2 separate regions of the Homo sapiens genome follow, and region 1 is linked to region 2. The links are chromatin loops, found by intact Hi-C in ENCODE. Cell type or tissue: ascending aorta. All regions are shown on one strand. Links, peaks and the distances in the headings refer to the core of each region. The heading gives the core; the rest is flanking DNA. Region 1 overlaps PRKG1 (protein kinase cGMP-dependent 1). Region 2 overlaps PRKG1 (protein kinase cGMP-dependent 1).

Region 1 (17,008 bases), core at 5,583-13,582, 51 kb after region 2:
TTTACCTCTTTCCTATAAAATTTAGCCTCTTAAACTTGTTTCATGCTATGATATTTTTTAAAGTTCTGATAAAAGCTAGTGTACATATACACAAATATGCATATGTAAATCACATTATATGTATACCATGTACCATTATTCATCTCATTTAATTCTCACATTGAAATATTATTACACTCCTCTTTTACATTTGATGCTTTAAGGCTTAGAAAGTCTAGATTACTTAAGTATTACACAGCTGGTGTGATGCAGAGCTAGATCTGATTCAGAAGCCTTAGTTCCCAGCAACTATGTCATTTTCACCCTCAAACTCATATGTAAACCCAGTTAAAGAATTTCTATATTAGTAAGTGGAATATGGGAGAAAAACAACAAAGTACAGTCAAGTAGAAGGGGAGCCAATATTTGTTCAGCTGTTAATATGTGCAAGACACTTTACTTACATTATTGTCTCAGTTGCTCTTTCTAAAAACCTTGTTGGAGAGGTGGAGTCTCTGTTTGGCTACTTTCTGGCCCTGTGATTTTGGGTAAGAAAATTAAGCACCCATTTACTACCTAGAGAGCTTAATTTACTTACCCAAGCTACCAGGGCCAGTAAGTAGCCAATTTGTGATTTAAACTCAGGCTTCTTTAGCTCTATAACACATGTTTTTACACTTTGTGTATCACTTTGCCTAATGAGATACATTGCATTTTGCTTTTTTCTTCTTGGAGTATCAATTAGAAATAAACATATAAAAATTAAATGGGGGAAATTTCTATTTTTTCCCCTTATACTATATTCTCATCAAACATTGTAATATAAGCTTTTGTGAGCAATTAAATTCTTAGCCTATCCTTACGGTTCTTTCCTTATTTAAATTCAAAGGCCAAAACATATATTCAATTTAAAATTCTCAGTGAATTTAAACCAAAGTCTCAGAAGTGTAATGGGTTTTTTTAAGAGTACAGTATGCTTACTCTTCACACAATAATATTTTTTAATTGTTATTGCAAGTAGGAGGTGTTTATCATATGAAAGAATATCAATTAAATCAGTGGTAATAGCTCAATCCTTGAATTTAAAAATATTATTCATTCTTATTTTAAGCAGTTACTTTAAAAAAATTGCAATTGGCACAAAACTAAGTTCTGGAAACTGTGTCCCAAGGATTGTTTAAAGAAGTACTTTCATGAAGAAAGAGGTCAGTTTAAAGTAATACATAAGACAGAGATGAGATGCATTTTTCATTATATACCTAAAAGCTCATAAATTAATGTGCAAATGGAAGTATACAAGCCTGAGATAAACCTTTTAAGACATTTGTGTTTGGTTGGTTGATTTTAGGAATATTGTTAGTAACCAAGCTTTAAATTTATTTAACATTCTATTTTATCAGTCTTAAAATACTCATTTTAGTCTTTTTACCTTTTCTCCAGAGGATATGTTAGTATATATTTCTGTATATAATTTTTAAAAATTTGTTTCAAAAGAGTATGGTTTTAGCTAAATGACTGATTGGAACTCTATTACTTTTGTATTTTGAAAAGTTGCCTGTTTATAGAGCTACTTGCAGGGGAGGTTATTAAGCCCTGTGATTTATGACAATACAATTTCAACTTCATCTTTCAGGCAAAATCTATTCTGGTAGTGATGAATTTATCTTGTAGTAACTGGTTGTTTTAGTGCACAAATACTATAGCGGTCTAAAGTAGTTAATGGTCTTCAAAGATTGCTTTATTTTTTAAGAATACTTCAAGTCAGAAGAAGATGCTGGCTTACCTTCCTTTAGCTTACTTATATTAATATTTCAAATAGATGCTCCCCAAATAACTTTCTCCTACTTTGAAAGGGCTTATGACATGGACATTTTGAATTTAAAAATATGGTAGCTAATATGTTGTAAGACTTGCACAAATCTGAGTAGATGATTTTGTGAAGGGAAGCGCCTTCTCCTTTCATATTGTTGAGGAAGCCCAGTTCTTTAATTATTATTATTATTATTATTATTTGTTTATTTTTTGAGACAAAGCCTTGCTTTATTACCCAGGCTGGAGTGCAGTGGCATGATCTCGGCTCACTGTAACCACCACCTCCCAGGTTCAAGCGATTCTCCTGCCTCAGCCTCCTGAGTAGCTATGTTTACAAGCACCCACCACCACGGCCGGCTAATGTTTGAATTTAATAGAGACAGGGGTTTCACCATGTTGCCCAGGCTGGTGTTGAACTCCTGACCTTAAGAGATTTGCCAGCCTAGGCCTCCCAAAGTGCTAGGATTACAGGCGTGAGCCACTGCGCCAGCCTGATTTTTCAATTTTGATAATTTGCTGTCTTTCCTTCATGGTTACCCTTTATATTATTTTCTCACGTTCTGTTTCCATTGTTATTCCTTTCTTTATTTTAGTTCAAACCCCAACTACATCATTATGGTATGACCTTCAGCAAGTTAGTCAACCTTTCTCAGTCGGTTTCCCCACTGAAACAAAAAGAAAATATTAAGAGTACCTATTTCAGTGGGTTGTGAGCAAACAACCTGGTAATGCTGGGGAAAATGTTTATCTACCCAAAGACCCCTGATTAACATTCAAAAAATGATGTTATTTTCTAAGATATTTCTAAAAATAAAAGAAAATAGGTAAAACAGTTTAGTTGTCTATTATATTTGTTGGTGAGAACTATAGTGTATTTGTCTTCTAATTCCACTTAGTGGTTGTGACTGTCTAGAATTAGAGTAAATGCAAAATGCACACCTTTTTGTTAAGATGTCTGTACCAAAAAATCTAATAGATAGCTACAAATACAGGGATAGTTATTAGAATCAGAGGTTAGTGAGATAGTAATGGGACCTGACGACTATTTTTAATACATTTTAAGACCCAGTATAAATTAATGAATCTTTTATATTAAATGACAAAGCAAGTTAATGATCACCTCATCAATGAATAACTTTCTACTAAAATATAGGCCGGGCATGGTGGTTCATGCCTGTAAACCCAGTACTTTGCAAAGCCAAGGTGGGCAGATCACTTGAGGTTAGGTGTTCAAGACCGGCCTGGCCAACGTGGTGAAACCCCGTCACTACTATAAATACAAAAATTAGTCAGGTGTGGTGGGACACACCTGTTAATCCCAGTAACTCAGGAGGCTGAGGCACGAGAATTGCTTGAACCCAGAGGTGCAGGCTGCAGTGAGCTGAGGTGGCCCCACTATACTCCAGCCTGGGTGACAGAGCAAGACTCTGTCTCAAAAACAAAACAAAACAAAACAAACAAAATGCTTAAACTTTAGAAGACTATATGATGAGGCAAGAGCAAACATGGTCTTAGATGTTTGGAAATCCTATGCCACGGAAGACATTTGAAGTCTTATAGAAGCTCTCTGCTTGATAATTTAACAGAAAGATTGTAATCGTTTTAAAAACAAGTATTAGAGTGATAATCCAATGATTCTTGTGATTAGCTCATTTAATACTCCCAGAATAGCAAACAGAACATTATAGTTTACTTTTTAATTGGCTGATTTGTACAACTTTGCCATGGACTGATAAAATAGTAGTCTAATTTGTACTGTAGTAAGATAGTGATAAGTACCTGTTTGGTGTCTACTATTTGACAGACACTATTAGGTGATTTACAGAAATAATCTTTCATCTTCACAATAATGCCAGGTATGCATTATTATGTCTATTACAAAGAAGAAGCATTTGACATTCAGATTGGTTATAAAAAGTAACACATCTAGAAAGTACTGGAAATACCCTTCACCCTCCCTCCCGAGAAAGCTTCTTCTCATTCCCACAAAATAGGATGCACATCTTTTGGGTTCACATAGCATTCTGTGCATCTATCATTAGTCTATTCTGTTTATTTTGAATAGACTTTATTTTTTAGGGTAGTTCTATTAATTGTTTCACAGCAAAGGAATGTGCAGAGATTTCCTGTATACTCCCTTCCCCCACACATGCATAGCCTCCCTCACTATCAAAATCCTGCCCCACTGTCGTACATTTGTTATAATTGACATACCTACATTGACACATCATTATTGCCAAGAGTCCATAGTTTACACTAGGGTTCACTCTTGGTGTTGTACATTCTATGGGTGTGGATAAATGTAAAACATGTGTTCACAATTATAGCACCATACAGAATAGTTTTGCTGGCCTAAAAATTCTCTGAGCCCTGTCTTTTCATCACTCCCAACCTCAACCCTTGATTTTTTTACTGTCTCTATAGTTTTGCCTTTTCCAGAATGTCGTATACTGTAGTTGGAATTGTATAGTACATAGCCTTTTCAGATTAGCTTCCTTCTTTTTGAAATTTGCATTTAAGCTTCTTTTATGTCTTTTCATGGCATGATAGCTCATTTATTTTTAGTGCAGAGTAATATTCCATTGTTTGGTTGTACCATAGTTTACATATCCATTGCCTCCTGAAAGACATTTTGATTGCTTCTGATGACTGTTCTATCTTAATTCTGATTACTTGTGCCTTTTTCAACAGTACATTGTTTCTTCACAGTGTAAGCTTTACGATTAAATAACTTGACATTTCCAGTTCCTGTCGTGGTAGCCTCCCCATGGTTCTGCCTCAACAGATATATAATCTGGAATGTGCCACATTTTGCCAGACTGTGAGGATATAGGAGTTAACACCAGGCATGAAAGCCTACATTTTGGTGATGTTTCTCCCATTAGGTCTTTATAGGGGTTCTGAGAACGTAGAAATGTTCTCAGGTCGTTGTGATCTCCTGCTCAATACTGACTAATTGGCAAATTATTTGAAGATGCCGCCTGCTGTTGCTACCAGTGCTACTGACCAGCAGCAGAAAGCTGTGTTCCTACTTTGGGTGCTGCCCTTGGGTGCTTCTAAGGCAGCAGAATGCAGGGGGATGCAGGATGCTGTTTAATGCCTTACTTTATTTTGCTCAGGTTAATTTAGCTTTCCATTTGGTAGAAGAAAAATTAATTTTTAAAAGAAGAGAACATAATTTTAAAGAGTGAATTATTCTTAGTTTTAAATTCCACAAAAAATGTGTGGTGAGTGATATAAGACTGGATTTCCATTTTCTGAACCTTCTGTGGCTGGAGACAGAAACAAACATAATAATTTATAAATTTCCAGAAATAATCTTGTAGCTGTAAGAGTAGATATGATATTTACCTGTGGGAAAGTTTTTCCTTCTTCTGAGAGATGTCAGGACAAGCAGGATATCTGTTCCTTGTTCTTGGGATAGTGATGACTTTAATGAAGTAATCCGGATGTCAGTACTTCAGAGAGAAATCCCTACATATTTTGATTAATAAAGCCAAAAGCTGTTCTACTAGAAATAAGCTGGTAATCTTTATATAGTTTTTGTGTTTTTTGAAAAGAATATGAAAAGATGGTTGGTTTTTCTTTTGCACTGGAAAAGAGGTATTCGGGTTTTCTCAGAATGAAGATGGAGAAACAGAAGGAACAGAACTTTAAGAAAAGGTTGGGATTGTTAGGTATCCATGTTTTAACCAGATAGTCCAGTATTTGCCCTATATTTCCATAAAAGAACCACCCATTAAGTGGTATGTTTCTGAATACCGTTTTTCATTCATTAGGCATGTACAATGTACTCTTGATCCTGTTAGGTACTTGGTTACAAGAATTCCTTATATGGTTTGGTATTTTATTTGAAACTTTATGACAACCCTACTTGGAGAATAGATCTTCTGTCTTTCCTGTCCTTTGTCTTAGGCAGCAATACACGAATTTTTCCTTGTGGGTCCCCTGTCTACCAAGCAAATCAGCTCATGCTTATACGCCTCTGGGAGATACCAAAGACAGCCAAATCCAAATCCCAATGTAAAGTCTCCTGGACAACCCACTACTATTAAGTGTGAATGATTGAGTCAGCATATGAACCCAAGTATATCTGACTCTAAAGATTATTATTTTTTTCATAAAACAGTATGTTTCCTTTAATTTGAAAATTTGCTATTGAGCCAAAAATCATATGATAAAATTAACTACACCACACAACCTACTGAGTCCTTGAAAGGCCTTCTCCCCTGAATGAACAGAAATGGCTGAAGAGAAGACCCTAACTCCTGGACCACCTAGCCCATTTAGCTCTGATGGCACCTGGCTAATGACTTCTCAGCTGTCTCCTGCAGAGCTTATGGCTGTTTGCAGTTGTGACCTGGCTCTGCATTCTGAATGTTTTTAAGGAGCGACTGGTGACATTTTTTTCTTTTTTAAATTGGGGTTTACTGTGGTTTGCCTACCATAGTCATTTCCTGGTTATTGATTTTGATGTTTTGCTACTTCATTTTATGTTGCTCAATGTCCATGAGCTGAATTGCCTGGGGAAAAACTACTTTGGCTTTTAAAATAGTTTTCCATCCAAGATTCTGATTGGCAGAAAAGGTTGAGGGCTAAAGTGAGCCTGGTTTTGATGTCTCCTCTGTTTGATGACCTAGTTGATTTAGCCTGAATCTCCCATTTTGAGTTTGGCATAATCTGTTCTTTTAGTTACAAAGGAGTAGAAAAACTTACCGCGTAATCTGATTCTATAAAATAGGTAGACTTTTTCTGGTAACATAGTCTGCTGTTAGGGGTGGGTTTTAAATAAGCAGTAGTTTGTACCCTGTCTTACCTTTGGGTTGAGTAGTGTTTGAACTGAGCATCATAGTGGGAGATGAACTTTAAGTGTAGAATTTTCCTCCTTTCCCTACATACTTTCTTCATAAGGCACAGTGATTTTTACTGGGTTTTATACTAGAATGAAAAGAACCTTCAACAAACTGGAATACAATTTGGATGCTGAACAATAAATAAATAAATAAATTTTGGAAGACTCTGGGTAAATCACATATTTTTCTGTCTTCAGTATTTTATCAAAAAGACTTAAAAACATTCTAAAGAACTTTAAAATGCATATTTAAAATACATGCTCATGTACATGATCAAGCAAACATTATGCAGCCAATAGTCTTAAGCTACCACATAACTTGTAATTCTTATTTATAAAATCGTAAGTAACTTTTAATCATTTCTGGACCCTATAATTGAGTCTGTCTCTGTGTTACCAGTTCCTCAAATTAATCCATGATTGACTTGGTTTGTTAGACTTGTTTTTACTTAGCTAAATAATTTGATGCTGGATATTGTACTTGACCACAGATTGTATGATACAGTAGCTGATGATTGGGGAATTTTCTTCCAATAAAACTGCGAAGGTCATTAAGTTTGTTCCTGGTTATTTATTTGCAGGAAATGTTGCATTCCATTTGTAAACCAAGAAGATGGCCTATTTTTTCTTATTCATGTGAAACAGGTGTCATCACATAAAATTTTGACATAGAATAAGAGCAAACGTTAAGCCTTTGAAAGAAATGTTTATCATCCTTGGAACTGCAGAACTTAAAATTCTGGAATTTTTTGAAGTCATTTTATATATCCTAAAGACAATGGAAATGGCGTATTGGGAAAGAAATGTCTCGTTGGATGGGGTGGTGTTTAAGATATTCATAATGATTACTGTGTTCTATCTAGAGAATAATTGTTGCTAAAACAAATTTTAAAATCTCCACTTTTTGATATAATTTTCTTTTATTTTTCCCCAGGGCCAAATGCCCTTTCTGCTTTACAAATATTAAAACAAAAACAAAAGCAAAAACAAAAAACAGACATCTGGATCATTTCAATCATCAAATGTCTTTGGGTCTGCATGTGTATTTATACTCATGATCCCAAATATGAATAGTATAGGCGTAAACAAGCCATTGGTTACAAAGCTTTCGTGTTATGTTGTCATTTTAAGAAAGGCTGTTTCCCCAAAGGCAAGAGGGAAATTATAGCAAGTGCAGTTTTAGGCCTCTACAGTTATCCCAGATTACCTTTTTATAAAATGTTGACAGCCTCACAAAAACAGTCTCACTGTGCCGACATTTGGAAGCAGACAAGCATTGCAAAGTGTACCATCATAACAGCAATGGTTTGGGTCTCTGAAAAATCTTTTTATACTGTTCACAGAAAATTGTTTTTACCCCTTTATAGATATTCAGCCAAAGCTTTATATTCCCCTTTAGAAAACAAGAGCTAGTACAAGCACTCTTAAGTAGTCACAGCTGGAATTAGCACTACTTCTGTCCACTGGAGAGGGGCAGGAAAAGTAGGCTGTAGCAAGTATGTTTCTATGTCTGTAATAACTATTGTCCTTGAGAAATCCAGAGGGAGTTAGAAGTCCCTGTAATTCCCTTTTACAAACAAATCAAGTAAATAGTTATATGTGAACATTCACCATCAGTTATGTCTGCAATATTGGGCAAAGTACTTATTAATTTTTTCTTTCTCCTCATCATCACGTTCCCCCTCACTTCAGCCCCCAACACCCATTGTATTTAGTTCAGTATTGCCTTAGATGTTAAAAAAAAAAGTATCGAAATCTGAAGGGGCAAGGTTGTTCTATATGCAAGTCTTAAGTATTGTAAAAAATGCAATAGCAATAGAGAGATGAAGAATTCTATTAAATCAAGTATTAATATTTAATCTTATACAGACACTTTTCTCTCATCCTAAACAAGGACTGCTTAACTTTAAGCACTTTTAAAGAATATATAAAAAGCAAATACAGATGGTCCTCAACTTACAAGGGTTCAACTTATGATTTTTTGACTTTACAATGGGTTTATCAGGGCGTTAAATGCGTTTTTGACTTACAATATTTTCAACTTACCATGGGTTATCAGGTTGTAGCCTCGTGAGCCAAGGAGATCTGTACACAATTATTATAGCTTGAATGCAAGCACATCAGACCCCTTTCTTTGTGTATACAGGTAATGTTTATTTAATACTTACCTGTGCCAAGCACTGTATCTTCATATCATACGAGGCAGGTACTTCTACTAGTCTAATATTACAGATGAAACTGAAGCACAGAGAGGTTAAGTAACTTGCCCCAAATCACACAGCTAGTAAGTGACAGAGCTTGGACGTTGATATGGTTTGACTCTGTGTCCCAACTCAAATCTCATCTTGAATTGTGCTCCCATAATTCCCATGTGTTGTGGGAGGGACCTGGTGGGAGATAACTGAATCTGGGGGTGGTTTCCCTCATACTGTTCTCATGGTAGTGAATAAGTCTCACAGGATCTTATGGTTTTATCAGGGGTTTCCACTTTTGCATATTCCCCATTCTGTCTTTGCCTGCTGCCATCCATGTAAGACGGGACTAGCTCCTCCTTGCCTTCTGCCATGATTGTGGGCCTTCCCCAGCCATATGGAACTGTAAGTCCAATTAAACCATTTTCTTTTGTAAATTGCCCAGTCTTGGGTATGTCTTTATCAGTAGCGTGAAAATGGACTAATACAGACCTGTATTCAGGTAGCCTAACTCTTGAGTCCTGTCTTTTGACGCCTGTGCCGTATTGCTTCTCACTGTACAGTAGTAAGATTGCCAGGTGATTCATATGTACATTTAAGTTTGTGATACACTTATCGAAAACTCTTAGTATTAAAAAAAGTCTCTTTTAGAAAAAAACAAAATAAAACTATTCTACCCCAATTAATTAAATTGCCTCCTGATTTTCCTTCAGGTTTTGAATATGTTGGAAAAAGAGTAAATAAGACATTCTCTTTGCTCTTGCTCCTCATGGTCCAGTTATAAGCTTTGGCATGAAATTATATAAGCTTATTCATTTTCCTTAGACCAATGGCTCTTTTTAAAAATATTTATTTATTTTTTGAGATGGAGTCTCACTCTGTCCCTGAGGCTGGAGTTCAGTGGCATGATCTCAGGTCACTGCAACTTCCACCTTCTGGATTTAAGCAATTCTCCTACCTCAGCCTCATGAGTAGCTGGGATTACAAGCGTCCCCCACCACGCTCAGCAAATTTTTGTGTTTTTAGTAGAGGTGGGGTTTCATCACCATGTTGGCCAGGCTGGTCTCAAACTCCTAATTTCAAGTAGTCCACCTGCCTCGGCCTCCCAAACTGTTGGGATTAAAAGTGTGAGCCACTGCACGCAGCCAGACCAATGGTTCTTAAATGTGAATCCTGGACAAGCAGCATTCATCAACACCACCTGGGAATTTAAGTGTGTACGTGTTTAAGCCCCAGCCAAGACCTACTAGGGGGCTGGGGCCCAGTAATCTGTGTTGTAAGAACCCTCCAGGGGATTTTGATTACCTCTCAAGTTTGAGAACCGCTGCCTAAGTTTTGAAACAGCACAATATTTGAATATTATTAATTATACTTCACCATAGAGCCTTCAATAAAAACATTGTTTTGCAACTGAGACAGTTTATAAATGTATAGGAAAGTGTGTGATGTGAACTTGTTTCATTGAAAACAAGCCACAGTCCTAAAAATAGGAACGTAGCAGCTTCTTGCAAAAGTGGCTAATTCTTTGGAAAGGGTTGGCTCTGGGGTTTGCCCTCTTGCCATCTTGGTTAACTCTTTCTCCATCCCTTTTGACATTTCATTATATTTGGTTGCTGCTTTTAACACTCCCCTTGTGAAAGGCCTTCCTTTGCTTGGTTGACTGATATGTTCTTTCCCTGCTCTGGCTGAGTTTGCCCTTTGACAGGCCCCTGACTTCCCCATCTCCACAGCAATCATTTCCTCAGCGGCCCTGCAGAGTCTCTTAGTTGTGTTCTAATAAAGATTAAATACATGCTGTGCATGCAGGATTGGGCCCTTCAGCTCTTCTTTATGCCATTGTGTCTAGCGTGGAGATGAGTAGCCTTCCTGAAAATTGCCCATGGAATGCCTTTTTCCTCATGGTATTTCAATGCAGTACACATATGTAGCTGTCCCACTGGATTTTAAGCATCAGCTCGTGTGTGTTCTGGTGTTCTTAAACCAGAAGCATACGTTGGTCATCTCTTTCAAAGTTAAAAAGCAAAACAAAACAACAACTTCTACCTGCCAGAAAGGATGAATAGTTTTACCCTGGGACATTTCTAAGGAAACCAGAATAGTTTTTTACTTGTTTAAGAAAAAAATCAGTTCCAGTGTGTTTTATATTTGGTGTAAATCCTGAAATGATTGTCACTTTGCTAGTTATTGGAGCAACCCAATTGAACTGTGACTGTATCTACTTCTGATAAGCTACCCTTAGTCTACATGCTTTATTCAGGCATTCACCTACAATATGATTACAGTATTGAACTTCCTTCCCTGGAAATAAGAAACAGTTCCCTAAATCTAAATATGACTCTATGGTTTCATTAGTGTCAATAAATTTAGCTTGAAAAATAATCATAGCTTTTGGAATAAAAAATTACATTCATTTTTGTTTTTGCCTCTCATCTTTCCTTTTTAATATTAAAAGGCCAAGTGTATTATTAATGGAAAAAGGCTAATTTGTGACAGGTGAGCAATTAGTGTAAAGACTATGACTAATTAAAATAAATTTTCTTCTCATTTTTTTTAGAATCCAAGTTGCTTACTAGGGTTGTTATTCTTTCTTCCTTCTTTAGGCCATAAAATTGCAATTTGATTGTTATTATATTAAGATATTTGGGAACATAACAAGTCCTCGTTAGAAATAGCTTCTTGATTTCTTCTTCTTTTTTTTTTTTTTAATAAATATCCTAAAAAGACTAAGTTTGTTCTCCTGCCTCTACCCATTCTCAAGTTTGAGAATTGGTCAGTGGGAACCAGTGCATGAAATGTGAAGGGAAGATCAGGAGTGATTTTGAGTATAACCTCTAGTGTTTCCAGGTTTCCATGTTTGTCTTTTGCATAAACCTCTGTCCACTGTTACTGTGGCATAACCCTGACCATGGACGTTTTTCTTGTTCTTTGTTACTGTTTCCTGGTTGGAATAACAAGAAAAGAAAAACAAAATGTATGGAAAACACTGATCAGGGAAGCTGAAGAGCTGGTAAAAAGAAAAACAGAATGACAAAATTGGAATCCTAAAACATATTCCTGGCTTTCTACTTGAACGCAACTTGTAACAACTTAATGTCTATCTATTATATTATTGATTGACGTTGAAGATTTTACATTCCTTTTTCACAATACTAAGTGGAGACAAGATACCAGTAACATTAAGAATCAAGGCAGATTTTGTTGATTATCTGCCAACTCTGCATAGTAGAGTCTACAGTGAACTAAGGTGTACTTCAGCTGATGGCTCCTGTCAACATGATGCCATGCTCAATACATGTCTGTATTTGAATAAACATGATGGTCTCACGCCATGTTTAAATACATAAAACCAAATTGATAAGGACATAGTATGATTAAGAAAGCACTCATTACTACTTTTGTCGGTGACTGGGAGATATCTCATTCAGCCAATATAGATAAATAGATCAATAGTTACTTAAGATCATAACTTGTATTGTCTATACAACATAATAACGCATCTGTAGCTAGTAATGACATAGGAGTTATAGAACCTGAGCTGTACTGTCTCCACCTTTCAGAGTTTGCTGCATCTTTGAAGCAGGTGGCATTAGTTATGCCCAAGAAAATAGATCTGAAATTCCTGTAAATCTGTAGCTAACATTATTTCCAGAATGTATAGAGTCAATTGTTAGAGATGTGAAGTATCAGAATGGAATAAACAGTATCAATGAAGTCAGAGAAGGTGGAAAGTTTGTTGATAACTTATTAATTTTTGGCTAAGATCTACTAAATTGCTGACTAGGTGATAGAACATTTGGCAGTAGAGCAATCTAGGCTGGTGGATCTGTTATTTCTCGGCTGAGTGGTGAGACGCCTTGGATATGTTTTAGGAGTGTGTGGCCTTGAGCTCGATAAAGAGTATCTTGATTTTGGGGATGGGACTCAATAAAAGGAAATAAGGAAATAGGATTTTTTATTTCTAGAGTTATAAAGTAAGGTTTTGCTAGCTTTGTTTGCATCAGGAATTTGACCAGCCTTCTTTTCTTCACTTGTGTAGCTCCTCCTCTTCCAGGCCTAACTGTAAGCACTTTTTCCATGGGGAACTCTTCCCTCACCACTAGGGCTAGGTTTGATGTTCCTGTGGGAGGCTCCCCACACACTCTGAATACGTCAGTTGAGCCTGGCACTCACCACACTATATTGATATTGCTTTCTTTATTGATCTCTCTTCTACTAAACCATTGCAAACTTTTAGAAGAGGAAATATATGTGTCTTGCTCACTGTCATAGCTATATTACTTGGCATTTAATATTTCCTAAATATGTATTGTGGAACAAATATTTCATTACTTTCAAGCTTTACTTGTGACTTAGTATTTTCCTTCTTGTATCAACACTTACTAATGTTTCTACTTAGTGTCTTGAGATCCTTACCACTTAGTCATAACTTTCAAGAAATTCAGTCAGACTGCTTTAAGATTTCTAGAAATATGTCCATCCTTAAGTAATTTGCCTTTAAAATAATTTACTGTGTATAAGGTTATGCATTCCAGGTTTACGATTTAGAAAATATAAATATTAAATCAGTAAAATATTGATCTGAACATTTTTGGTCATTGTGGTTAAAATTATGTGATATGAATTGGGAATGTCCTTGAAGGACTTACAGAAGATGAGCTCTATAGCTGAACCTTTGGTTGGATAATCTTCATAAAATAAGTTAATCCCTCTAAGCCTTTTGTCTACTGATAAAATTGAATTGTAACCTGTTTTTATCTAAGTATTGTTTCAAAAAGTTAAAGCCTTTTAAGTAAAGCCCTATGAAAATTGTCAAATTTTGTTCAAATGGCTTCAAGCTTTCAGAGTTTATTATCCTTTCTGTATTATGCATATATAAATAAGAGCCCTGTGCTTATGTCAGAATTAGCAATATGTAAGGTATTGAGGACCCCTTCATGGGCTTGAGACAGAGACCAGATTCAATCTAGTCTAAGCAACAATGTAACTTAATCAATCATACTTAAAGGAGGACCAGGGATGGGCAGGGACTGGGCACTGGAATTACATTACCCAGCATGGTAGTTCCCCAAGGAAGAGATGCTGCTGGCAGAACAACAACACATCCATGGAAGCCTCAGTAGTGGCCAGGCTTAAGAGTTTAGAAGTAACTCTGCTGTGTATATTTATACCTATCTTCACCTCCATTTAGTAAGTATACATTCTCAAATGGTGCGAGCAAATATTTGACTATCCCTGGTCTGCCATTCCCTGCTGAAGGAGTTGGCGCAATTATGTTAACCAAGGGCAGAGTTTATTAAAGTCAGAATTTGGGAAGTTCTTATCAAAACAATTATTAAATATTATCTTTTGCTCTTATTTTAAAAAACAAAAGTTCACAAACTACTTATTACAATCAACCTTCAGAATAACTCAGTTTTGAGGCTTATTACCTATGAGGTGAGGCAGGCATGAGGAGATGACACAAAGAGAAACATACTTAGTTACAACTGGAATTTGATGGAAGGACTGGAGGAGAAAGGTGAATAATGTGTCAACCGACCTTTGGGTTTATGTAGTTGAGCAAGTCATTAGGGAGACTCGATAACACTCTGAGTATCATTGTGTTGTACACTCACAATTGGTGCTATTGTGTGGAGAGAATGCTCAATGCATGAAAAAGGAGTATGTTTAGTGTGTTTAAACAGAATCTTTCTAGAAGTCATTCAGATTTTTTTCCTATGGAAGATACCAGTGATCCTTTTGTAAAATACAGATTCCACTGTGTCTTTCACCTGTGTAAATAAGGATGATCAGTTTTCATATTGCATAATCATACAATCAACCTCTGCATTCGTGTCAATTACAGCTTATTTTTCTAATCATTGTTGAATGATCAATTTTCTTTGCAACACTATGTGTCTTCCAGACTAGAAAAATCACAAGAAGGAAAATGGCATTCTCATAATGTGCCAAAGCAGACAATTTTGAAAATGTAAAACAGCTGAGCTCACTTGACATTTCTTGATGTCATCTGCCAGCAGAGAAGGCTGTTAGAGAGCTCCTTTTCCTGGTGATTTTTTTCCCAGAATTCTGCCAAACTTAGAGAATGACATATAATTTACTAAAGAGAAAATGGGCCAAAATGGGACATTTCTATTTCAAAGTCTACTAGCGCCTAGAAAATAAACGCCAAATAGTATTCCATCTGTTTCTTTTAAGCAGCCTTGTCATATACTTTCTTAACGGGACCTAGATAGAAACATTGTTTTCATATTTAGTGAGAACTTGAAAGGGTTCACAAATTATGGCTGTGGAGTCTAGCCTTAAGGTGGCAGCGAACTGAGGTGATGTAGAGGTATATGACAAAAATGGAAACTTCTAAAGCATGTCAACAGTGAGCTCTGCAGGAGAGTTACAGCAGGGGGCTAATAGACATATAATCTTGATGCTTCATTTTCCCTTCAAGAAATGAGATTAATTAAGGATATGTCAAATATATGGCTTCTGGCATATGTACACTGTTTGCAGAAAGAGAAGCATTCTAAGAACTGACTAGGAAAAGGAAAATCCCTCCTTTGGGAGAATACATTTTAATAATGTTTCTGAGTTAAAGTCACATCGTTTAACTTGTAAGGAATGGTTATTAGCATGACTTTTTAAAGATGTTTGCTTGAATTTCAGCAAATATGTAAGCATATGTTGTCAGCATCTTGGTGTAGTATTTAGGGATACAGCCTATCCAACTGACAAAAGGACTTACAGATGTAATACTCATTTTCCTAATGAGGTTCAAGCCAAAATCTGTTGTTATGCACAGATGTGCAATGACATTTACCAAACATGTGCAGATATTTTTGAAGTAGGCACACTGTTAAAAATGGCCCACCTGCAGGAAATTGTGTCATCATGAGAGGGTTGCCACAAACTCTATCTCAGTAGCTTGCCAGAGGCTGAAGCTTTTGACCGAATCTCAAAATGTGAGGTGTTTGGAGCTTCACTGATGTGAGATGGACCCTCCTACATGTTGAAGAGCCTATTGCAAATGGATCTCATTAGTCAATGGCCACTCAGCCTCTGATTCCTTTTCTAAAAAATCACAGATCATCTGTTTAATATTATTGATTCTAGAATGTTTCTGGGTTTTGACATCAATTGAATTATATGAGGCCTGTTTATGATGGAATTAAGGGCTACCCTAAAATGAAGAGTTAGGAGACATTTATGCCTAAGAGCACCAGACAGGAATATGTATGAGTTATTCATTCAGCAAACATTTATAGCCTTTATTATGTGCCAGGAACAGAAAAGACAAAGATGAACAAGATGATACATTTCTTGCCTTCAAATAATTCTGTGCTTCTGTATGCCAGTTTTCTTGTCTTTGCCACCTTATTAACACAATATCAGTCATTCTCTCTTTTTTTTTTAGATGGAGTCTTGCTTTGTTGCCCAGGCTGGAGTGTAGTGGCACCACCTCGAGTCACTGCAACCTCTGCCTCCTGGGTTCAAGCAATTCTTCTGCCTCAGCCTCCCAAGTAGATGGGATTACAGGCACCCACTGCCACGCTCAGCTAATTTTTCTATTTTTAGTAGAGATGGGAGTTTCACCGTGTTGGCCAGGCTGATGTCGAACTCCTGACCCCAAGTAATCTGCCTGCCTTGGCCTGCCAAAGTGATGGGATTACAGGCGTCAGCCACCACACCCAGCCTCAGTCATTCTTTAATTTTCCCTCTTAACTTTGCAGCCTGTCTAAATCTGGATGCAATTTACCAGAATGCTTCTTTTATTCCTCAGAGCTAGTGAGCCAGTTGCATGACTACTCTAAACTTTTGTTCTTTCTTTTTTGACTCTCTTAGAATTCATTGTCACTACCCAATATGTTAGTGCTAATTTGTTCTCTGTTTCCTATGTACTTATAAGATGGTAATACCATTAAAAGACATAAATGAATGGATTATATTTTAGGTGTCAGGTGCCATGCTGAGTATCCACCATGAGTTATTTCACTCATATCTGAGAATAGTTTCATGAGGCATGCATTATGATATCTGTTTCCTAAAAGAGAATAATGGAAGCTTAAATTAATTGCCCAAAGCCACATACTCCTGTATGGTGAAGTCAAAATGCTTAAACAGGACAAACTCCAAATTATTGACTTTTAGTGTCCTTTATTTCTTTTGAATCCCCTAGAGT
Region 2 (17,008 bases), core at 3,278-11,277:
AAAATTCTAGAACTTATTTACTTCTTTTAAATTTTTGAATAATGATGATTATTATTCTTTAAATTGAGATGGGGTCTCACTATATTGCTCAAGTTAGTCTTGAAATTCCTGGACTTAAGTGATCCTCTTGCTGTGGCCTCCAAAAGTGTTGGGATTATAGGCAAGAGCCACCGTGCCTGGCTTCATTCATGGGTTTTTGTTTCTCGAGACAAAGTCTCATTCTGTTGCCCAGGCTGGAGTGCGGTGGCACTATCACAACTCACCGCAGCCTCAACTTCCTGGGCTCTCAATCCGTCCTCCTGCCTCAGCCTGAGTAGCTGGAACTACAGGTGAGTGCTACCATGCCTGGCTAATTTTTGTACTTTTTTTTTTTTTTTTTTTTTGTAAAAATAGGGTTTTGCTATATTGCCCAGGCTGGTCTTGAACTCCTGGACTGAAGTAATCCTCCTGCCTTGGCCTCCCAAACTGTTGGGATTGCAGGCGTGAGCCACTGCACCTGGCCTCATTTATGTTTTAATGACTGGAAAAAATCAAGCACTTTATAAACATTTATTTGAAGATTTGGTGGACTTGCAGAAGAAAATGAATTACAATTGAATCCCCAAACCATAATGACAGATTTGGAATTAGGTACAATCAAGGCTTCTAAAAGTGAATTTCAAGGTGTTACCAATAGTTTGTTTTCTCCATTCAGCCCAATGCATATGGCAAAAAATTCAGATGTGTGGATTGCCACATGATATGGCAACAACGAAAACTTCAGTTTAAAAATGTTTCAGGTGTCTGCACTGGCCATTTCCTTCCAGCTGATGGAATTTTAGGAGATTTGAATGAATTAAAGCTGCATTTGTCTGAAGAAGCCAGTGAAGTTACTGACTAGTTTGTAAATAATTATGTGCATGGTAGGGTAAAAAGACACTTAGGCAACTTTTTTTTTTTTTCCTTTGGTCAATCACTAGTATTGTTTCCACCAAATTTGTGGCCTGTATATGAGTCCATGCTTAATGGATTTCTGCATACCCAAAACAAAATAGAAGCATGGCACAGAAGATGGGAAGATTCGATAGAGCATGCTTATGTTGGTGGATATGGAATCATAGAAGAATTTCTTTTTTCTTTTCTTTTTTTTTTTTGTGGGGGTCGGGGACAGGGTTTCATTCCTGTAGCCCAGGCTAGAGTACAGTGGCATGCTCTCGGCTCACTACAACCTCCACCTCCTGGGCTCAAGCGATCCTCCTGCCTCAACCTACAGAGTAGCTGGGACTACAGGCACATGCCACCATGCCTGGCTAATTTTTGTATTTGTATTTTTTCAGTGATGGGGTTTCATCATGTTGGCTAGGCTGGTCTTGAACTCCTGACTTCAAGTGATCCACCTGCCTTGACCTCCCAGAGTGCTGGGATTACAGGCATGAGCCACCGTGCCTGGCCAAAGAATTTCAAAAAGAGCAGCACCACTAGAACATGAATGTAAACATATTCTCCTAGGTGAGCAATGCCCTAAAAGAAAATAAACAAACAGCTATTCATCACAATGCAAAACTTCAAAATATAGTTGATCATGAAAGTTGACTAGCTCTTATACACTACCTCTGTGTAATTTCCCATAATGTAATACTGTTTGTCAAATTTTCTTTTTTGGTGTTTTGAGGTCTTTTTTTAAAGTTTGTTTTTCCCCTCACTATTTTAAATCATCAGCATTATCCTTTTACACATCACTATGCTATGTATTTTAGTTTTGCATCCTTTCTAATACTGGAGGCATACATTTTGTAAAGACTTTTAGAGAGTTCTAATTCATTTTATGCATTTTTGGCAAATTTGACTTTGCAAAAGAGTGTTATCACAATGTTGACTTTGTGTAAGCATTGTGCATGTATGTAAAACCATTGAAACTTCCTCAATAAATGAAGAGATGTCCTCTTGTGCATCTGCATTTGTGAAAGATAAAATTTCTTAAACTCTCAGCTATTTGGGTGGCTGCATATGCAGTAGTGACCATCATGGTTTTTGATAAATTTTGTCAGATGACTCAGGTTGTCTGTCACGATATTTCAGATGATCACAGTTATAAAGCCGGGTGCACACAATTGCCACTGTGATATGTGTGTATACATTGCACTTTTTACCAATTTCCTTATGAATATAGTCTGTTCATAGTTGTTGTACCCATGTAACCATGGTTAACGTAACTGGGTATATATACTTGCAAATATATTTGTTATTAATGCCTATTGAATGAATGCCTATGAAGTAGTCTGACATATTTTGTTTGTTTGTTTGTTCTGAGATGGAGTCTCGCTCTGTCGCCCAGGCTGGAGTGCAGTGGCACGATCTCCTCTCACTGCAAGCTCCGCCTCCCAGGTTCACGCCATTCTCCTGCCTCAGCCTCCCAAGTAGCTGGGACTACAGGCACCCGCTACCACACCCAGCTCATTTTTTTTTGTATTTTTATTAGAGACAGGGTTTCACCATATTAGCCAAGCTGGTCTCGATTTCCTGACCTCATGATCCGCCTGCCTCGGCCTCCCAAAGTGCTGGGATTACAGGTATGAGCCACCGCACCTGGCCTAGTCTGACATATTTTTATGGACTTCTCAAATAAATTCCTCTTTAAAAATGTAAACGAATGTCTTTTAAAGAATTTTTTAAGCTAGGCATGATGACACACACCTGTGGTCCCAGCTATTTGGGGGGCTGAGACGGGAGGATACCTGGAGTCCAGGAGTTTCAGACCAGCCTGGGCAACACAGTAAGACCCCATTGCAAAAAAAAAAAATATATATATATATATTTTTTTTACTTTTCTCAGAGTTATATTTTTGGAATTTTGATGTCTTGGGACTTCAGCATTCAGGATTATGGTGCTCAGGATTGTGTCTATTGGAATTACGGTTCAAACCATCTTCTGATAAGTAGAAAGGGGTCAATGTGTCACTCTTAGCAGACTGCTATCGAGTGAAACCAAGATTCTATTGAAATTAATGTTTTGCTTTTGCCAGCTGCATAGAAATTTCTCCGAGTTAAACCTGGGATTCCGTTGACATTAATGTTTTGCTTTGGCCATTAGCACAGAAATTTCTACTATTTAAATGAAGCCCTAATATTCCCAGATGAACAGAGAGGCAGTACCTTAAGTCTGTACCCTATATCTTAACTCATATCTCCGGAGAGTAGTTCAATAGGCTGGTAGCTGACTATAAGATTTATGTAGTCTAGCAGAGGAATTGGATGAGGGGTAAATGACTGTTTAAACCTATATTATTGCCTTTTGAAATTAAGAGTTCCAAGGGAGTTATTATATTTTAATATATTGAAGTCTAAAAGAGTATTCATTAATATGTATGCATTGATACAGTGGCCCAATTTGAAACTTAATTCAAATGAAGACCGTGTGCCCCAAGAGATAAATACTTCTGTCCAAATTGCTGTAACAAAAATGAAAAGCAGAAATGAGAGTTGTCTTCCCTGCAATTTGGAAGTCTTGCTTTAATGAATAGTTGACTTTTTTCCTATTTCAAAAATAGTACCTCCTTCAGAGTTTAAAATTTAAACCACACAGAAGAAAAAAAAGGTCATGCGCACAGAAGATTTTCTATATATAATATAGCACACTTCACCTGGGAAACTTGATGTATAAGCTATAGATTGCTATTCATAGATCATTCAGAAATATATTAAATTTGAGATTTTTTTTTACCCCCAGACAAGAGAAAGTGCAAAGTAATTGATTCTGTTTCTGTTTGCAACTGTACTAAGATATTGCCTATAATGCCCCCAAATTACTTTAAAAATAAACTTCAAAAAGAAATGAATTAGGAAATGTTATAAATCTATGGAAAATGCTTCACATTTTGTCTTGAATAAACAGAAGTTTCTTTGAAATTAGCATCTTTAAAAATGTGCTCTTTACAACAAACAATAGCAAAATTCCATTTTTTCTTTGTTTTTTTTTTTTTTTTTTTTTTTTTTTAATCAGAAGCAAAACCACAAAATCCTCACTCTCAAGGAATGCACAGGCTATTGCAGAAGCCAGGAAGAAATCTATATTATTACAGAGTACTTATCTCAGAAGGGTTGTTATAAATATTAAATGAGAGTTATTTTATGGAATACATCTGAACTAGTGCCTGGCACATAAAAAGTGTTATATAAGTATCAGCTATTGTAATTACAGAGTGACAAATAAAAGGTCGGAGTGCTATGGTTATGGAATAGAATGATGAGAAAGGAAACTTCCAGGAGCTTAGGTGTACTTTAAGTGCAGGTATCAAATATTGATGCTTCATTATGGCAAGGGGGCTAACAAGTTGCCAGTGTGTCACAAGTCAACATGCAGGCAAAGATGGAAACATTTTCCAGATCTAAAATGTAGTTAAATATGTTGTACTTTGGAATCGTATATGAACTTTATTCCCCTTTCAGAATTACAAATCTCTTAGAAAGCCATTTTATTTCTTTCTGAAACTAAGTTATGATCATCTACTATTTAGCACAGAAATAAAAGGGAGGGATAAAATCTACCAACCCAGCAAAGACACATCTTGCTTTGCATATCTTGAGGAAGGCCATCAGCAAAATGGAAAGATGACTCTCTGTTGATTACTCTATGTTGAGAACCTTAAGATTCAGATGGTATAGGATTCCAGCTAGGCAGTTGTGAACTGTCCATTTGTCTTATGCAAGAAAGTCTCTTCAGCTTTCTGAACTTTTCTGTATTTCACATACTCATTCTAGTTCATGCTCATGTTCAAAGCTTGGCTAGAATAGCATGAAAAAGTTTCCAAAGTAAACTCAGCATAACTCAAACATTTTTCTAGGGTTTATTATCTCTAGTGGAAAGGTGAAAAGATAGCTTGCCTTTTATTTTTAAACACTTTACCTGAGTGATAAAATAACCCAAAAGCCACTGTCAAGAATGAGAAAAATTGACTGGGCACGGTGGCTCACACCTATAATCCCAGCACTTTGGGAGGCCAAGGCGGGCTCAGGAGTTCGAGACCAGCCTGACCAACATGGTGAAACCCTGTCTCTACTAAAAATACAAAAATTAGCTGGGCATAGTGGCGGGCACCTGTAATCCCAGCTGCTCAGGAGGCTGAGGCAGGAGAATTGCTTGAACCCAGGAGGCGGAGTTTGCAGTGAGCCGAGGTCATGCAACTGCACTCCAGCCTGGGCAACAGAGTGAGACTCCATCTCAAAAAAAAAAAAAAAAAAAAAAAAAAAAGGATGAGAAAAATTGAGAAGCCATAGGCCGTGGTAATTCAAACTACATCATCAGCTACTGAAAAAGTAGAATGAGTGATGTTTTCAAATGCACTTATACCCCTTTTAAAAAATTATTAGACTTTATTTTGTAGAGCAGTTTTAGATTCACAGCAAAATTAGCAGATGATCCAGAGATTTTTCATGTACTCCCTGCTCCCATACCACATAGCTTCCCCTGTTATCAACCTCCCACACCACGGTGGTACGTTCGTTACAACTGTGAACCTATATTGACCCGTCATTACCCAAAGTCCATAGTTTACATTAGGGTTCACTTGTGGTGTTATGCATTATATGGGTTTGGACAACTAGAGTCTCTTTTTAAAAAGAACTCCCTTGTGGTGAAAATGAAATCTGAGTCTGAGAATAGAAGTGTTTTCAGTTGTAGTAAAATTGGAGCTGATGCTCCAGAGGCTGTTGCAAGGATGTGCCCTCAGGCGAGGGCACAGACCTCTCAACCTAGAGCACTAATAGTTAAAGTTTGGTAGCCTCAAGCCTTTGCATTGCTTTGTACTGGCTTAATGGCTTTTACTGTTTAATATGTTACAAAGACTCTGGTCTTCAAAAGTAATGAAGTGCAAACATGAATGACAATTGAAAATGTAGTTTGACTGATGACTGAGAAGAAAGGGACTAGAAATAACGCATTTTAGACTTTGACCTTGCAGAGAGTTCTTTACTCATGTGAAGTGGGATGGGTGAAAAACATAGCTTTTTTTCTTTCTTTTCCCCCCTGGCTTGCTTCCAGAATTCATATGTAAGCGTACTTTGTAGAAACTGTGTATGTATTGCAATAAATTAAACTAGTGGCTTTCAAGTTTTTTGGCCATATCCCACAATAATTTTTTATGTTGCAATCTATCAAATACACACACGTATCTGACAAAAAATTATTAGTATTAGTTAAATTCTGGTCACAATCTATGTAACCCCAGTTTGGACGAAGATAAAGTGAGTTAAACCTTCCTGCAGCACTGCCTGGGAGGCAACATTTTTAAAGAGGGAAAATTAAACCTGTTTATTCAAATTTAAAAGAATAACAGATATATGATCAGGAGGAGGAGACTATTAATGTATTTCAACTTACAAAAACCTTCTGGCCGGGCGCAGTGGCTCATGCCTGTAATCCCAGCACTTTGGGAGGCCGAGGCGGGTGGATCACCTGAGGTCAGGAGTTCGAGACTAGCCTGGCCAACATGATGAAACCCTGTCTCTACTAAAAATATAAAAATTAGCCGAGTGTGGTGGTGGGTGCCTGTAATCCCAGCTACTCGGGAGGCTGAGGCAGGAGAATTGCTTGAACCCAGGAGACAGAGGTTGCAGTGAGCCGACATGATGCCACTGCACTCCAGGGTGAGGCTCAGTCTCAAAGAAAAACAACAAACAAACAAACAAACAAACAAAAAACCCACTTCTGATAAGGTCTTATATTGAGAACTAATATCAATTCAGTTAACTGGTTTTTGGAAGAAATGTTCCCAAAGTAATAACATTAGCAGAAATGGGGGATTTCAAGTTTGGGAATAAAGTTTTTATTGAAAGTGTTTAAAAAATGATCTGGATTAGATGGTAGCCCGTTAATTCTTAAATTTAAAAAAAATGGAAACAAAGTGGTGTCTGTATTTTTAATATTCCCCCACCCTTGGTATTTCTGCTGCAATTTGTCTTCATAGGCCATTTTTAGAAATGTTTTCACAAACTAGAACAGTATTAGTAGGCCTGAAGAAAGAAGCCCAGACTTGAGAAAATTTAGCCGTTAAAATATTCGGGACTTCCAGTATTTAGTTTTCTAGAGACAAACCATCAAGAAGAGAAAATAATTAATATACAAGGATAGATCTGAATAAGAATAGGTCAAGTTAAAGTGTTTTTTGTGTATGTAACCTGTATGCCTATGTGCATCAGAAAATTGAATATATAATTTTGTCTCTCAAAGGAGAAGTTTAGATTTGGAGAGAGAGATTTGGAAGCTATGTTAGTTTGTTAGGACTGCCATAACAAAATATCACAGACCGCGTGGTTTACAAAACAGAAATTTATTTTCTCAAAGTTCTGGAGGCTAGAAGTTTAATGTCAAGGTGTTTAAAGTAGGATTGGTTTCTTCTGAGGCCTCCCTCCTTGGCTTGCAGATGGCTGCCCTTCTTGCTGTGTCCTTACATGGTCTTTCCTCTGGGTGCATGGCCCCCTGGGGTCTTTCTCTGTGTCCAAATTCCCTCCCTCTCCCCCTCCGCCCCCGTCCCTCCCTCCCTTCCTTCCTTCTTTCCTTCCTTCCTTCCTTCCCTCCTTCCCTTTTGTTTTTGTTGAAACAGAGTCTCACTCTGATGCCCAGGCTGGAGTGCAGTGACACAATCTTGGCTCTTTGCAACCTCCGCCTTCTGGGCTCAAGTGATCTGCCTGCCTCAGCCTCCCAGAGTGCTGGGTCTACGGGCATGAGCCAACACACCTGGCCCAAATTTCCTTTTCTTATAAAGACATCAATCAAGTTGGATTAGGGTCTACTCCTATGGTTTCATTTTAATTCAATGACCTCTTCACAGGCCCTGTCTCCACATACAGTCACAGTGTGAGGTATGGGGGCGAACACAATTTAGGTCATAACAGGTTCCATCAGAACATGAAAGGATAGTAAATAAACATATATTAAGCATTGAATCCTTAGAAGCACTTACATCTAACGATTAATAAAGGGGTGGAAATCCACGACAAAAACAGAAACATGGTCAGAGAGGTATACAGAGAGCAAGAACGGTGAGATTCAAGAAAGTGAAATTCTTTTTTGATATGGAATGCATGATCAAGTTCCTTCCTAATAATATCTAATAATAGTAGTGAAGAAAAAATTATTTTTGTTTGGAAACTAGAAATTATTAAGGATCTTAACGAAATCAGATTCTGTTGAGTGGTGCTGAAAGTTAGATTTTGCTGAGTTGATAGCTAAATTGAAGGCAAAAAGAATAAACACAACCAATTTACCAAGCCACGAAAATAATAGATTTTGAAACTTGTAAGATCTCACCTTAATAAAAATTATAAGCTAGGCTATCTTACTAGATGGGAGATGTCTTATTCATTTTGGGCTGCTGAAATAAATTAATATAACTGGATGACTTAAATAACATACATTTATTTCTCCTAGTTCTGGAGGCTTCGATTCTGAGATTAGGGTGCCAGTATGGTCCAGTTCTGGTGAGGATCTCTTTCTGGTTTGCAGACAGCCACCCTTTGGCTGTGTCCTCAAATGGTAGAGGAGAGAGAGAGAGAGAGACAAAAAATAAAAATAAAAAATAAACAACAACAACAAAAAAAACACACCTCTTTCTCTTGTCTCTTCTTATAAAAACACTAATCCCATCATAAGGCACTACTAGCCTCATGACCTAATTACTTCTCAAAGGCCCCATCTCCAAATTCCATCACACTGGGATTTAGGGATTCAATATATGAACTTTAGGGGGAAACACACATAGCAGAAGTGACTTTCAGAAGCCTAACACCTGAGTCATCATATACTGAAAACTCAAGACAAATTCTGGAATGCAGAAGAAAAACCCTAGATGGCTGTAAGATTTTTAGGAACTTGTGTGGGGGTGGTTGATACAGTTTTCCACAGGATTCTTCTTGATGTTATTAATACTATTAGTTGCACCAACTAATAGGAACGTCTTGAACCAACTAATAGTAACATCAATAATAAATCTGAACCAATGATCTGAAATTTATTATCTTACACTTTGCTTTTTTTCTCTATATAAGATGGAGTTGAAAAGCAAGTAAGTGATCACTTGATCTCCCTCAAGTATCTTTAAGAGTTAGAGTCTAAATATCAGAAAGTACTTTTTGTTGAGGATGATTTGATAAAAAGAATTCCAATAACAGGCTTAAGTGAAGTTTTGGTCTTATAGGAATAGAGCACTGTAAGCAAATCAATACTGAGCTCGGCCATAAGTGGATATGATTGCTGGTGTAATGGGTGAGCTGCCAACAGTCATGATGCTAGCACTTTTGATCCTGCAATTGTCGCAATGAATATTTTGAGTACCTTGGGACCCTCAGTAGTTATATATTATTTTTCTTCTCTGTGTTCTCAAGTTTGAACTTCTGGTGTTAATTAGAACTCTGCATACCTGAAGTTAAAAAATATAAAATTTTAGATTATTATTAGGAAAAAACTCCATATACTCCAGCTATTAAATAGTGTTATTATTCTGTATTTAATTCTTGGCATTCTAATAAACAAAATGTTTCTATAACAGGTTCTTGTGATCACCTTTTTAAAAAAAGTATTTTAGCTTTTTTAAAAAAAAATTATTATTTTTTTTGCTCCTGGCATCTTAAACCAAACCTAAAAATTACCAATATTTTCCTTCAGTGAATAACATTATATGACTGATAAATTGTCAACATTCATTCAATTTCATGTCCTGCCCTTATAAATATTGGGGATGATCAAGGTATGCATTTTAAAAATGTTAAAATATGCTGGGTGATAATGGCTTGCATCTATTTGAAGAACTATTTAAAATAAGGTTAGAAGTGAAAACATACTACTAGAGCAAAACTTACCTCATTGTACACTGAAATTATCTACAGATCTTCCTCTTTTAAACTGTGAATTAAATATGAGAGATATTGTTATTTTATTTTATTTTATTTTTATTTCAGTGACTATATAATACCTGGCCCAAGAGCACACAATAAATATTTGTTGAATAAGGAACTGAATTTAGAAGTCACAATGAGATCAGTGTAACGCTGCCCCAAATGTAGGCCTTGAGAAGGAATGTCCAATACGGAGTAAATGGATACTAAAAAGTTTGGTTCCTTCTTAGTTGAGGGATCGTGAAAATAAAATAAATATTTCTAAAGAACCCTCCAATTTTTCACTAAGGGATGGTAGGTCAAGATAAACACAGACTGAAATAATCCAAGAGGTATGGAAACACTGGCTTCTTCCAAAACAGAATAAATCTGCAGCAGCTGTCACAGTTTTTCTACTCCACTGAAAAGTTCAATAGTAATTTAAAAGGAGGAAAGAATTCAGTCTTATCTGAAAATGGGCTATTGTTCTATTTGTATTGTTAGTAAGCAGCAGCCATGGAAACATATAGGCTCATTTAAAAGAATAAGGTCCCATCTATAGTGTGTTATATGCTCAGGGGTTAAGTGAAGGATTCTGCAGGAAAGTACCGGTCATTCTCATTTGTGGGAGGATTTCTGGAGATATTCAATAAAAATCCCGGGCTCTGAAGAAGCAGAGTGAGATAGGGAATTAGGTAGGAATTATAAAGACAAAACAGGAGAGCACACACCTACCATCCCATCCTTGTGCCCTAGAAGACATCTGTTAGGGGATGGAAATGGAAACCACGCAAAAACAAATTGCTCACTTCCAGACAGATTAGCTATCTTTATGTATTGTTTGCTACATGTGTTTCTTTTATGAAGAATACTTTCTAGGGTCAATGTGGAGAAGTGAAAATTCCTTGCGCAGAGTTCAGTTTCTAAGTCCTTGGTTTAGAACTGAAATCAGGAATTGTCATTTGAGCTTGATGTATGTTTTATTTATGGGTAATGCATTAGGATTTATTAACAAGGAGTAAATGGTAATTTTCTATGCCAATTAGTTTTGCCTTTTGTGGGAAGAAATGGATTTTCCTCATCTTAATGTGTGAAACTCTACAGTATCCTGTTTTTCATGGTTCCCAGAAGGGAATGAGGACATTTGGATACCAATAATTGAGGAATCATGCCTTAAAGAAACACAAGAAATATACAGGCATTCCTCAGTATTTGTGGGGGGATTATTCCAAGACTGTCCTTGGATACCAAATCCACTCAAGTCCCTGATATAAAATGGCATAAATTTGCCCATAACTTATGCCAACCCTTCTGTATACTTTAAATTATCTCGAGTAGTTATAATACCTAATACAAAATGTAAATAGTTGTTATACTGCATTATTTAGGAATAATGACAAGGGAAAGTCTATATGTGTTTGGTACAGAGGCAATTTTTTTTTCAAATGTTTTCTATCCCTGGTTGTGTAACCCATGGATATGGGGCAGGGGGCCTGACTGCATATATATATATATATATATATATATGTATATTTATTTATTTATTTATTTATTTTTCCCTCCAACTTTAAGTTGTCTTTTTTTTTTTTTTTTTTTTTTGGAGTGCACGACTCACTGCAGCCTCGACCTTCTGGGCTCCCACAATGCTCCCACCTCAGCCTCCTGAGTAACTAGGACCACAGGTGTGTGCCACTATGCCCAGCTAATTTTTGTATTTTTGTAGCTATGGGGTTTTGCCATGTTGGCCAGGCAGGTCTCCAACTCCTGGGCTCGAACGATCCACCTGCCTTGGCTTCCTGAAGTGCTGAGATTACTGCCGTGAGTCACCATGACTGGGAGTTATTTCTTGATTTTGTTTCAAAAGTTCTCAAGTGGTGGACATAGTGTCATCTGGCATTGGCTACTTTAAAAAAATTATTTATTATCATTATTATTTTTAAGTAATAGAGATGCTGTCTCAATATGATGCCCAGACTGGTCTCGAACTCCTGGGCTCAAACAATCCTCCCACTTCAGCCTCCCGAAGTGTTGGGATCACAGGCGTGAGCCACTGTGCCCAGTTGGATACTTTTATTAAACACATTCATCCCTCAATACTTTATTATGAAACATTTCAAACATATAGCAAAGTTGAGAGAAGTTTAGAGTGAATACTCATATACACACAATTTAGATTTTACCACTGACATTTTACTATACTTTCTTTATCACATAGTTATCCATCACCCTATTCATCCATAAATCCATCTTACTTTTTTTTTTTTTTTTTTAAGAGACAGGGTCTCCCCTCTGTTGTCCAGGCTGGAGTGCAGTGGCGCCTTCATAGCTCACTGTAATCTTGAACTCCTGGTTTCAAGCGGTCCTCCTGGATTCAAGCGGTCCTCCTGTCTCAGCCTTCTGAGTAGCTAGGACTACAGGTGCGCCACTACTACACCTGGCTAATTTTAACTTTTTTTTTTTTTTGTAGAGAAGGAGTCTCATTATGTTGCTCAGGCTGGTCTTGAATTCCTGGCCTCAAGCAGTCCTCTCACCTTGGCTTTCCAAAGTACTGGGATTACAGATGTGAGCCACACCACCTGGCCCATAAATCCATCTTACTTTTGATACATTTCAAAGTAAATTGCAGCTATCAGTTCACCATCCTTCAATACTTCAGCTTACATATTATTAACTAGATTATTAACAACTTTTAAAGATTATTTACAAACAGGTATATTTGAAGTTTATTATCAAGTACACTTTCAGCCTAAAAACCACCACAAATTTGACCACTGTGTACCTAAAGGAACTACTATTTGAATAAAGAAGTCTGGGAGCCTTCTGGCTACCTTGAGAAATCAGTTATGGTCTTTTCATCTTCCCCCACTCCCACATTCTTCCCCTGCCAATTGTTTTTCCATATAGCTACTGCTTCACATGCCCACTAGACACTGATGTAGCTCAAACGCTTTCTTACCGTTCATGGTATGATTCTAAAGAGCGTGTCTCTGCTTCTTCTTGTTCTTTCAACCCATCCTTCTTGAAAATGCCTATTATCTACTCAAAACAGATTGGAGAGAGTTAAAGCACTGATTTTGTTGTTGCCTGGTTTATTGCTTTCAATCTAATTGAGAGACGTTAAATGGCAGGGAGTCACATTGTTGTATTTCCCATTACATAAAGGGGTAGGTTTCACTGGTGTCGAAGGAATGACTGGATGTTGTCGGACAGGGACTCTCACTGCAGTTCATTGACTGTTGCTTGCCTGGTTTGTGCAAGTCATCTACAGAGCTATTAGAAAAGTTTCTGGTTCCTGCCCTGATCTCAAGAAATCTGGACTTCTGGTCTGGTAGGGAGCCTAGGACTCTATATTTTTATTTATTTATTTATTTATTTATTTATTTATTAATTATTATTATTATTATTATTATTATTATTATTATTTTCTGAGATGGAGTTTCACTCTTGTTGCCCAGGCTGGAGTGCAATGGCACCATCTCGGCTCACTGCAACCTTCATCTCCCAGGTTCAAGCGATTCTCCTGCCTCAGCCTCCTGAGTAGCTGGGATTACAGGCACATGCCACCACGCCTGGCTAATTTTTTTTTGTTTGTTTGTTTTTTGTTTTAGTAGAGACAGGGTTTTGCCATGTTGGCCAGGCTGGTCTCGAACTCCTGACGCCCACCTCCACCTCCCAAAGTGCTGGGATTACAGGCATGAGTCACTGCACCCGGCTGAATTCTGTATTTTTTAAAAGCTCCCAGGATTATTCTGATACACAGCAAATTTGGGGGAAATGAAAATAAGAGTATTGGTCAAACGTTGCCTGTTTCTTGCTGGTGATCTTCTCAAGTTATATATCCTCTTACAGTCCTCAGTGTCTTTAACTGTAAAGTGAAGAGGATGTACCAGATAGATATTACCTAGAGTTTTTTGTTTTCTAAATTTGTGCGCTCAGTTTAGTCCTTCAAAAGGGACGTTTGTAGGATCCATGTCTAGGAGAACAGAAGGAAAGATTGGAAATAGAAGAGCAAGTCACATCACCTGAGTTCAAATTCTATTTGTATGGCATGGTGCAAGTTATGTAATTGTAAGTTTCTTTTTCTCTAAGATGGGCATAGTAATAATTCTTCCTGCATGAAGCAGTTGCAAGAATGAAATGTGTGGCACAATATATGACAAATTCTAAACATTCAAAAAATGTTTTGCTAATTTGTTTTGTTTGCTGTTTTACATGGATGGAAGGGAATGGGAGGTAGATAGGTTATGAGAGGAGGAAAGACCTCCTATTAGTCTATATTCTGGTGAGAATGAGCTGACTGGGCTCTAATTTCACCTTGATCTTCACCACAATCTGTGTCCCTTGGCAAATCATAGCATCTCTGGGACTCCATTTATTGGACTGAGAAATGAAACAGTTTAGATGAAATAAACTTCAATCCCCCCTTTTAAAGTTAAAATTCTATTCTAATGTGATTCTGATAATTTTTCATGGCACTCCCTGATAGTGAATGCTGTGAATTGTAAAACTGATAATATTTCCTCTCTTTGTTTTGTCTTCTAAGTTAGCTTCAAGTTGTATTTAGGACCAAAAATAAGCAACTATGAAAGACTTTAGCAGAGCTGGCTTCCTAGATGTGCATTCTATGTAGGCACATAGGGCTCTACATTTAGAAGGGCCATGTTACTTGTTTAATGCTCCTAGTTTAATATTGCTGTCCTGAAATACTTATTTTTTAACAAGGAACCTTGCATTTTCATTTTGCTCTGTGCTCTGCACATTATAAAGTCAGTCCTGGATCTTAGTATATATTTTTCTATTTTAGCCTCATCGTAATTGCCATGCATCCTAAATTTATTGTCTTTTTTTCCCTAATTGCTCTGTGTGTGTTTTTTGAAATATCATATATTCATTTGGTAAATAGGCAGATAATGGATAAATAAGGACATTATTCTCCTATGAAGATTTGCTTCCCAAAACTCCTAGCTATATTTCCCTCCTAATGTCAAACCTAACAGTATTTACTGTTTGTCATTCATCTTGATACTAGGTTATATATTACCTTGCATCACTATCTAACTTTGCCTTGTGGACATCTTAAAACTTCTCAGGTTATTATAACCTCTTTGAATTTTTATATCCCCAACAATGCCCATCTTCATGGGTATTGCTCCTAACAGCCTCCCAGAAAAATAATTTTTGAATTAATATAACTAGAAATTGAATTGATTTAACCAGCTAGAAGAAGAAAGGAGGGGAGATCTCAGCAAAGAGAAGGAAAAGAGGAAAAGGACCCCAAAGGATGGTCACAGAAGATAATCATTTGTCATTGCTTGATTTCCATTCCAAAAACCACTAGGCCAGGCGTGGTGGCTCATGGCTGTAATCACAGCACTTTGGGAGTCCAAGGTGGGTAAATCACTTGAGTTCAGGAGTTTGAGACCAGCCTGGAAACATGGTGAAACCCTGTCTCTATTAAAAATATAAAAAATTAGCCAAGCGTGGTGGCGCATGCCTGTAGTCCCAGGTACTCAGGAGGCTGAGGTGGAAGGATCACTTTATAGTGCAACTGCACTCCAGCCTGGGTGACGGAGCAAAACCCTATCTCAAAACAAACAAAATAGTAGTACAGAGATTTTCAATATTTTTGGTCTCCAGAGCACTTTACAGTCTTAAATATGATTGTATACCCACACAGATATTTTTTTCTTTTGTGATAGAGTTTCACTCAATCGCCCAGGCTGGAGTGCAGTGGTATGACCTTGGCTCACTGCAGCCTAGGCCTCCTGGGCTCAAGTGATCCCCCCATCTCAGCATCCTGGGTAGCTGGGACTACTGACACACCACCACACCCAACTAACTTTTGTATTTTTTGTAGAGACAGGTTTTTTCCATGTTGCCCAGGCTTGTCTCAAATTCCTCCTGAGGTCAAGCAGTCCCTCTGCCCTGGCCTCCCAAAGTGCTGGGATGACAGGCTGGAAACATAGCAACTGGCCCCCACACAGCTTTTAATGTGGGTTATAGCTATTGCTATTATAGGGGAAGTTACAAATTTTTATGATAATTATAAGATTTTTTAAATAACAAAACTATTACATGTCAACTTAATATTTTTCATTGAAAATATTTTTTCTCAAACAAATTTTGTGATGAATGACATTATTTTATGCTTTGCAAATCACTTTAATATCTGGATTGATAGAAGACAGCTGGATACTCATATCTACTTTTCATTCTTTCTGTTGTGATATCGTGTAGCTTCTGTAAAACTCTACCCTATACTTCTGAGAAAATATTAGTATAAATGGCAAATAATGTTTTATGGTTGTTATGAAAATCATTTTTACTCCATGGACTCCTTTAAAATGTCTCAAGGACTCTAAGTGTTCCCTGGACCACACTTTGAGAACTGATTCAGTAGAGTGACATCTTGCTGCCATAATATTTTTCAGAATCAAGATAGTAAATTCTACACAGCTATCTCCATTCCTTTAGCTGAGGTAGGTGGAATTTCGCTCTGAGGCTCAAAAAATAGAATACTTTATCTTCATATTTGCCAACCTGCATTGATTGCCCATTGATTTGTCCCAAAACTGAAAAAAAAAAAAGCATCAAGAGATTTGAGAGTTTTTAAAGATTCTTTCTCTTCCTTGCTTGCATGTTATAAATGATGGACAGACGCAGAGAAGGAGCCAAGTGTGGGGACACCATCATACAATGCTAAGTTTCTGAATCGAGGTGATTTCATTCTATTATTTTTTAAACTTAATGTTGGGAAACAATGGGAGGTGGATCTGAATGAAACCTTTGGTGAAAAAAAAAAGACATTGAAATAACTACTGGAATAAATTACTGAGTCATTCTGGGTGTAAAATATACATTTTAATGCATATTTCAATTGCTGTAATTTGAAGATATGTATCATGCACTCAGTTTCAATTCATTACTATTGGGAGCTCTGCATTATCAAGTCTAGGAGTGCTACAGTTCACATTAATTATTCAGAATAATGTTATTGACAGGCTTTTATTATAGGTTATATTTAATTTTGGGGGTCCATTTTCTGCATTCCTTCTCTTTACTAAAATCTCCCCTGTTTTCTTCTTCTAGCCAGTTAAATCAATTCAATTTCTAGTTAAATTAATTCAAAAATTATTTTTCTGGGAGGCTGTTAGGAACAATA

The links. Peaks named below come from ENCODE experiments on the same cell type or tissue, not always from the same donor. Only the 100,000 strongest peaks of a DNase experiment are listed, where the experiment ranks them.
Region 1: a loop joins it to region 2, with 2.9 times the contacts of the local background. A loop is called at or near these places in 2 of 110 quality-filtered maps.

What each region holds. Positions count from the first base shown.
Region 1 is chr10:51,773,600-51,790,607 of GRCh38, forward strand. All of the region lies in intron 3 of PRKG1 (protein kinase cGMP-dependent 1), which reads left to right. Among named protein-coding and RNA genes, the nearest start is that of CSTF2T, 83 kb to the left of the region's middle. In ascending aorta, for the core only: no CTCF peak of the experiment used is centred there; no DNase peak of the experiment used is centred there; H3K27ac peaks cover 2,022 bases.
Region 2 is chr10:51,724,508-51,741,515 of GRCh38, forward strand. All of the region lies in intron 3 of PRKG1 (protein kinase cGMP-dependent 1), which reads left to right. Among named protein-coding and RNA genes, the nearest start is that of CSTF2T, 33 kb to the left of the region's middle. In ascending aorta, for the core only: no CTCF peak of the experiment used is centred there; no DNase peak of the experiment used is centred there; H3K27ac peaks cover 4,095 bases.